Linked DNA regions of Homo sapiens: region 1 is linked to region 2. Evidence: chromatin contacts called from ENCODE Hi-C or POLR2A ChIA-PET data. All regions are on one chromosome and are shown on one strand. The core of a region is the stretch at or near the end of the contact, and the rest is flanking DNA. Distances in the headings are between cores, read along the strand shown.

Region 1 (4,441 bases), core at 365-2,864, 44 kb after region 2:
TGAGTAATCCTTGGTGGCCTTTTAAACATTTTCCCATTGTGACATTGATAAGACATGCTGTTCCTCTTCTTTTTTTTTTTTTTTTTTTCTGAGACAAAGTCTCACTCTTTTTGCCAAGGCTGGAGTGCAATGGTGCGATCTCGGCTCACTGCAACTTCTGCCTCCCAGGTTCAAGCGATTCTCCTGCCTCAGCCTCCCGAGTAGCTGGGATTACAGACATCTGCCACAGTGCCCGGCTAATTTTTGTATTTTTAGTAGAGATAGGGTTTTACCATGTTGGCCAGGCTGGTCTCGAACTCCTGACCTCAGGCAATCTGCCCACCTCGGCCTCCCAAAGTGCTGGGATTACAGGCATGAGTCACCACGTCCGGCCCCCTCTTTTTTCTTTATTTCCAAGTTTGCAATTTTTTAAAAAAACCTCTGAAGCTGTGCTTAAATAAAAATTAGATTCTAGTACTACACATCAGAAGAGCTATTATTGAAAAGCCATTCCTAAATTTTGGGTTGTTCTCACCCCTGATTTGAAACAACGATTCCCCATCTCACAAGCCACCAAGTTTGCCTCCCTTTTGTCTCTCCCTATTCTAGTAAAGCCCTGAAAGTTTACTGCGAAAGCCATCTGGTTCTGTCCTCTGCACACGAGCACAGATTACACAAATTGCTTTCCCACTTTTAGAAGAAATATCACAATCTGCCACACTAACGTCAAACAAATTCCACCTGAGAGAAAAATGCTTCTTTTAAGCAAACATGAGTCTTCACTCTCTTGTCCTGGCCATGCACTAATGACCAATCAGCTACCTTTCTTAGTAATCACCTTCATTTTATTGGAAAGCCAATACTACTCTCCAAGCAAAATAATCACTGTACCTTTAACTTCCTCCTAGGTTTAGTTTTCCAATTCTAAATTCTCTTTGGGGACCCTTTTAAATTTGTCTTAATCTGATAGATGAAAATGCTCTCCTAAAACTCCTAGGACAAGCACTCCCACAAATACTGAAATAGATTACATTTCCTTTGCCTGTTTATACCTCCTGTCAGAGTAAAACATGCAAAACTCAGAAAAGAATGTAAATGAAAAACAATAGCAAAAAAATAAATAAATAAAAAGCAAGTAATTGCTTTGGGCTGGGAATTTGCTGTTTGTTGAATGTGCTGGATTTTTTGGTGGGTGGTAGTGCCCCTGATCTGCTACAGGAGTCCATGGCACCAAGCTGGGAAGCACCGGCCTCTGCCTACAGCACACGCACTCCAGACTTCCTCATAAATGAGGCCCATGAAGACCAAAATGAAGGGAAAAGCCTAGCATGTAAATATCTCATTAGCCTGGGCCTGGGCTGGTTGCCCAGCACTGATTGGGTTCCCAGTGACTTCTTTTAGGATTGGGGCCAGGACTTATTTTTATGTTCGATCTTGAAGCAATTTATTCAGTTCCCACAAACCTCCTGGTATTGTGAAAACTTCAGAGTCCACAGTGGCAGTCTCTGAGAAGGGTGTTTGAGTAGACTAGCCAGGAGAGAGAAAGACAAAATGCCACAAAGACACATAATGAAGTAGAGAGCCGTACCCCTATTGGTGAGAACAGTCCAAGTTTTGATCTGCCAGTCAATCTCCAGAGCTAAATTCCCACACCAGCTTGAGTAATCAGCTGTCACACCCTCCAAGGGAAAACCTCCCATGTAGGAGGTCATGAGGGAAAAGAGGCAATGGACAGGGAAATTTCATGTACCGATCACTAACACATTCCCAACCCTGCACAAGGTGCTTTAGCTAAATTATTCTTCAAATTAACCCCATGAAGAAGGACAAGAAATAAGAACCTATAGCCACCGTGTCATCAACCCCCATGCTCACCTTTAATTCAATGAACAAACTCAGGCCATGTATAAAACTTGGGAAGCCAACTTCAGTGCCAGAATTAATTATGTAACTTGAATAAAACCAGATTTAATGATTCCTTTTCACTTGACTCCCATCACAGGCTCATTAGTAAGGACAGAAATTTACCCCAAAGTGAATCACACGTAAGAAGGGCTACTCAGCATTCTTGGAGGATGAATGGTAAATGTCCTCCCAGTTGCCTAGAGACGCTGAATATACAGACAGCTATGGCTCATGGAGGGATTTTTTTTTTTTTTCTCCCTCTGACCTCTAGCCAGACTTGGGCTGAATATCAAAGGCCAAGTTCTTGGTCACATTCATATCTCCCTGGGCCTCTAGAAAAAGGTTGAGTGGGTTAGCTGAGGTGCAATAGTCAGCACTTTTCAGCAGGCAGGAACCATCCGTGCTGAAGGAAAGATAGCACACAGGGTGCCCAAAGTCATAGGTTTCTTGAAAGTCACAGGATTTTTGAAGAAGACAGGAACTATGTTTTTTAACATATGCTACTAAAACTCCAACCTGTGATCCTAAGAAGCTGAGGATATGGAAAAAATCTGATGGTACTAAAGCTTTCCATTCCCAAAGGAAGCAATGACCTTTGACATTTATTCATTCAGTTATTTCTCCAACAGGTAGTTATTGAGAGGTTACTATAGACTAGAGACCATTCTAGGACATGGGCAGCAGTGAACAAGACAACAGTGACAAAAAGATTCTTTCGTTTTTCTAGTTAAAGTAATAAGTGCTTGGTGACAAAAACTATAAAATGGAGGTAAACTGGAAAGAGTAACCACCTGAATCCTCCCAACCAGGAAAAAAACAAAAACAAAAACAAAAAAACAACTGTTAACTTCATGGGGTGTACACTCTCCTTTTCAATCTATTTCTTTTTTTTTCCTCTTTTTTCTTTTTTAGAGATAGGATCTTGCTCTGTCACTCAGGCTGGAATACAGCGGCATAATGATAGCTCACTGCAGCCTCAAACTCATGGGCTCAAATGATTCTCCTGCCTCAGCCTCCTAAGTAGTGGGGACTACAGGTTCTCACCACCACACCTGGCTGCTTTTAATTCTTTGTAAAGGCGGGTCTCACTATATTGCCCAGACTGGTCTTAAACTCCCAGCCTCAAATGATCCTCAGGCCCTGGCCTTCCAAAGCACTGGGATTACAAGTGTGAGCCATATTTGCAGTCCAGTTAAAGACTAATTTCCTAATTCCAATAGTAAGACTAGTAAGACTTTTTTCTTTTTAACAAGTGAGTTAGACCCAATAGAAATGAAGAAAACAAAAAGGAAATTCAATGGATCCCCAAGCCCTCCTCACTCACCCCCTGGGCTGCTGGCCAGGAGAGAGCAAGTGCTGCAGCCCCCACAGCTCCCAGTTGACTGCAGGAATGCAGGGGGCAGCATCATGATAGCCTCAAATACCTACAGGCCCTGGTTCATAGCCTTGGGTTCACCTGCCCAGGCAGGGGAGAGAAAATTCCATCAGTGAGTATAACAACACACCGTCCTGCAGGCTTGACCCTTTTATCAGGTTACAGGCAGGGAGGCCAAAGCTTAACTCGGTGTGGTTACAGATCTTACGGAAAACAGCAGGCAAGTGTGGACTACTTGGCATCTATATAAATAACATGCAATTTCTTCCACACTATATATTACTTAAAGCTAATCGCATTATTATTCAAGTTAGCACTTCTGCCTAAATTCAATCTATTGCACTTAGGCACAGTTGCAAAACGTAAGGTCCTAGTTTTTAATTTAAGAGAAGTCTGGTACCCAAAGCTTTGCTTGTAGAGACCAAGCCCTACACAAAAGGAAATTATCTTAAACCATACCAGAGCATCATTTTAAATTCTTCTGTCAGTACACCGAAGTTTATTTTATCAATTGTCTTTTTTTCTTAAATTATCATCCAATTTTTTTTTTTTTAAACTATAACAGTCCTGCAGTGAACATCCTGGTAGCTAAATGTTTGTGAAACAGCTTTATTATGGCCTTAGGATAAATTATTTGAAGTAGAATTGTCAATTCAAATGGCATATACATTTTTACGGCTTTTGAAATCAAATTGCCAGATTGCTCCCTCAGAAAACTTATCCCAGTCTTTATCCCTGCTAGTCTTTTATGGAAGTGTTTATTTCCCTGTAACTTTCTCTACATTGGATATTACCATAAAACAAAATTGTTAATTTGATAGACGAAAAAAATAATTTCATGGTTTTCCTTTGTATTCCTTTATTAGTAATGAAGTGAAAGATATTTTTATATGCTTACTATTTACAGTTGTCCCTCAGTATCCATGGGGTATTGGTTCCAGGACCTCTTGCAGGTACCAAAATCTGCAAATACTCAGGTCTGCAATATAAAATGATACAGTATTTTCATATAACCTATGCACATTTCCCTGTATACTTTTTTTTATTTTTTATTTTTTGAGACGGAGTCTCGCTCTGTCGCCCGGGCTGCAGTGCGGTGGCGCCGTCTCGGCTCCCTGCAACCCTTACCTCCCAGGTTCAAGCGATTCTCCTGCCTCAGCCTCCTGAGTAGCCGGGATTACA
Region 2 (4,109 bases), core at 1,170-3,669:
ATGTCTAATCATCTGACATATGACATATTTACTTGTTTGTTTTTTATCTGGCTTCTCTCACTAGAACATAAGCCCCACGAGAGCAAACATTTTCCATTTGCTTCCTGCCTTAGTGCTAGCACATTGGGGAATAAATGGATAGTTTCATTCTGAGGATGGAATGATTCAGTCTGTCTACAGCAGTGTATTAGTTTCTTAGGGTTGCCATAATAAAGCACCACTAACTGGGTGGCTTAAACAGCAGAAATGGATTGTCTCACAGTTCTAGAGGCCAGAAGTCCAAGGTGTCAACAAGACTGATTCCTTCTGAGGGCTGTGAGGGAGAATCTTCCACACATCTCTTCTAGCTTCTGGTGGTTTGCCGGCAATCTTTTGTGCTCTGGATTTGCAGACACATCACCCCAATCTCTGCCTTCATCTTTACTTGGCACTATCCCTGTGTGTTTGTCTGTCTCTATGTCCAAATTTCCTCTTTTTTTAAGAAGACAATTATATTGGATTAAAGCCAGTCCTAATGACATCATTTTAACTTGATCATCCATAAAGACCTGCTATGGTTTGGATATTGCTTGTCCCCATGTAGAAATTTGATCCCCAATATGGTGGTGTTGGGAGGTGGGACTTAGCGGCAGGTGTTTGGGTAAGGAGGGTCAGATCCCTCATGAATGAATGGCGTGGTGCCATTCTTGAGGTAGTCAGTAAGTTCTCACACTCTTGAGACTGGATTAGTTCTCTGTAGAATGAATTCATTCCCACAGGAGTAGCTTGTTAAAAAGAGTTTGGTTTCCCCAGTTTTTCTCTCTTGCTCCCTTTCTTGCCATGTAACCTCTTTGCATGCGCCTACCCTTCTGCTTTCCACCATGAGTGGAAGCAGCACAAAACCCCTAACCAGTAGCAGAGCAGATGCCAGTGCTTTGCCCCTTGAACTTCCCAGCCTATAGAACTGTGAGCTAAAGAAATCTATTTTCTTTATAAACCACTCAGTCTTAGGTATTCTGTTATAGCAATACAAACAGACTAAGACAATCCTATTTCCAAATAAAGCCACAGCCCCTGGGAATCAGGACTTCAACATTTTGGGGGTGTACACAATTCAACCCATAGCAAGCAGATAGCACAGTGCCTGGCACTCTGTTGGCACTCAACTATTAGCTCTTCTCATTTGTTCATGCAATGGGATCATTATCTCACAGAGAAAATTAATTGGGTCTGGCATGACAGGTTCTCGCAAGTCACTATGACATAAACTTACTCTGAGGAGACATTAACCAAATTTGCTACCCATCTCATGCCTTTGACTCTGAATAACAACCAACAGGGAGGAGGAGCCACAATGAAATCAAAGTCTTCGCAATCATTGCATTCTTACCCATTATTTTATAGCCAAGAAAGAAGAGCTCAAAAGGTAATTACTTATCCAAGGTTAAAGCAAAAGCAGAACTAGAACCTCGGCTTTCTCACTCCTGGATCCTTTCTTCCTTTATATAAATCTATCTATATATATTTAAAATTATCATGATGGACACATTTTAAAATGGGCTGATTATAGAAATAGGTAGTTCATAGATTAGTCTGAATGATTAACACCAAATAGAAAAAAAAATAACTAGAAAAATAAATCTCCAAATCAAGAACCAAAAGAAAAATAAATAAATAAATTGAGATATTTTTGGCCAAAATAAACTACTGCATTTCATCAAATCTAAGATTCCATCTATTATAAGACACACCATTATTTTAGCTACCAAAAAAGAAAAAACAGTACTACTGATCAATGCATGGCCTATATCTATGATAAGAAAGAATTTGCCTCCCAAATTTTGAGGTGTTAAAGTATGAAAATGTATGAGTCTCAAAAGCTACAAAACACGGTAAAATTACTCCTTAGAAATTGGGCCAAATCTTTCATTTATATAAAGCGTCTTTCCCAGACTGGCTAATGATAATGCTGCTGATAGAAGAACAGGTAAAACAGATTTTGAAACACACAGCTATATTAATCAAGACCCCCCCTTAAGCAATTGAAGACAGTCAGATATTCTCCTAATGTTTCTACCAAACCAAACATGTGTTTTGTACCTCCAGGGACAAGAAGAAACCAGCAGGAGAGAACATTTGGATCAAAGAGATGAGAGTGGAGAAGAGAGGAACACAGAGTGATTCTCTGCCAAAGCAAACATATATAGGCAGAGGGAAGTGAGGGAATGACATTTCCTTAGTAGATTCTCTAAAGTAAAAATACAAAGAATTCATCTGGAGCTGAAACAACAGCTGTAGGGTCTTGATGAGCCCCATGTGAGGGCGAGGAACCTGTGAAGTTTGCTTTCACTGTCTCTATCCTGGCAGAAGACCAGAGCTGCCTCTGGCTGGTATTTACAAAGAACTGGTGAGGAGCCAGCTGGCTGCTGGAGGCATGTTTCCGTATCATTCCTCACATGCAAAATGCTCTGCAGCTGGAAAAGAGTCACAATGGCTGCAGCCAATCAAGCCTAGGCAATATGTCCAGCCTTTCCTCCCTTTGTCCCCTCAACCCCTTCCTCAAGAGAACACAATTGGCAAAAATCCAGCAGTGTCCAATGAGGAAGGGACTGAGGAGGCCATGGGAGGATGGTTAAGCTAGCAGAGACAACTTGCTGTGATTGTCATTCACTAAATATTTACTCAACATCTACTATGTTCTGGGTCCTTGGGATACTGATAAACAAGACAGCATGTATATTCTGGTATTTTTGATTTGGAAAAATTTTGTGCCCTTGGCTCTTCACATCAACTTCCAGTGGTGAGGGAAGGAAATTGCCACTGCTTGTCCCTTTGTTCAGTCTCTTCAACGGGTTCACATTCTCCCACCTGCTCTCAGGAACAGCCATGGGAATACTGGCTCGGCAAGGCAACTCAGGAAATCTAACAGCCCTGCTAAGCGAAGAATTTAGTATTTCATCATAAACTTGAAAAATCTAGGAGTGCCTCATAGGAGAAAAAGGAAGGAGGAAAGAGGGACGTGATTGAGATTAACAAGAAACAGTATGGCCTCAGCCTCCAACCATGTGCTGAATAAGTTAGTGCAATTATCTTGGGAGGGTAAACACTGATGGCCATTCAAGCTGACAGTGGGAGCCGGACAGTTGACATTTACAACAATGCTCAATGCAAATCAAGGCACTTGCCCCAGAAATGGAATTTCATAGATTTATTCTTTGAAAGGCCATTTCTTTCACTAGTCTGGGTCAGCAGTTAAGCTGAAAGAGAAATATTTCTATCATTTGGCAAATTTTTTTCCAAAGCATCTAGTTGATTAGGCAAGAGAGGCCTTTAAAAAGTCTGATTTCTTGTGTGGTTGTCAGGCAAACAGAATGAGAAAATATCAAACAGCAATCCCATTTCCAGAAATGATTAAAACAAATATTTCCTCTGAAGTCCCTGGTGCTCTGCGTGGTGATGGGGGACCTCACAGCCCAGGTGTTCTGGAGCCGTTCCAGCCCTGCAAATATCATTTTAACATGCTCCCATAACTCTCAAGTCTTCACCTTGAATAAGCTAAACTTTCCATGCCCCTGCTGCCTGCTGTTCCACAGAAATTGATTAAAACCCAGAGCTGTCATTCACAAGTTGGGTGACCTTGAAAAGTCAGAAAGCCTCAAGCAAAGCCTCAGCACTTTGTAACTGCTGTTCCCTTCACCTATATAGTGGTGACCCCCACAACCATCTGCTACTCTCAGATGCATGAACCTATTTATTTGCCTCACAGCACTCAAAATAATACTTGAAATTATCTCACTATGGGTTTGCTTATTTATCACAGTCAGCTTCCTGAGCACAGAGACAATACCTGCTTTATGTATCTCTGAATCCTTGGCGCTTAAAATGATTCCTAGCACCTAGTAGATGCTCAATAAATATCTGTTAAATAAATAAAAATCATTCCAATTATTTGAGCCAAAGTTTTATGATAATAATAATAAAAGTTAACACCTATCTGGTAGGGTTGTTTTAAAGATCAGGTGAGATCATGTTAACAAAAGCAGAGCCCAACACATTAACAGGTACTCAAGATATATTAATTTAAATACACACACACACACACACACACACACACACACACACACAGAGTC

What was found. A loop is a pair of places that touch in the nucleus more often than their neighbours do. ChIA-PET counts read pairs that join two places held with the same protein, here RNA polymerase II (POLR2A). Pooled maps may share reads with other maps.
Region 1: a map of Right ventricle myocardium inferior shows a loop between it and region 2 (2.8-fold over the local background). The contact joins two enhancer-like sites. A Hi-C loop is called at or near these places in 2 of 168 maps with a recorded cell type or tissue (Right ventricle myocardium inferior and transverse colon), 3 of 37 single-sample maps with no recorded cell type and 16 of 50 pooled maps. POLR2A ChIA-PET finds 5 or more read pairs at or near these places in 8 of 52 experiments (A673, AG04449, GM12878 and 5 more).

What each region holds. Positions count from the first base shown.
Region 1 is chr12:75,952,134-75,956,574 of GRCh38, forward strand. No RefSeq gene overlaps it. Among named protein-coding and RNA genes, the nearest start is that of PHLDA1-AS1, 76 kb to the right of the region's middle. Within about 2 kb of position 1,615, at least 6 of the 41 ENCODE cell types and tissues checked have a DNase peak (open chromatin) inside an H3K27ac peak, as active enhancers do.
Region 2 is chr12:75,906,892-75,911,000 of GRCh38, forward strand. No RefSeq gene overlaps it. Among named protein-coding and RNA genes, the nearest start is that of PHLDA1-AS1, 120 kb to the right of the region's middle. Within about 2 kb of position 2,420, at least 17 of the 41 ENCODE cell types and tissues checked have a DNase peak (open chromatin) inside an H3K27ac peak, as active enhancers do.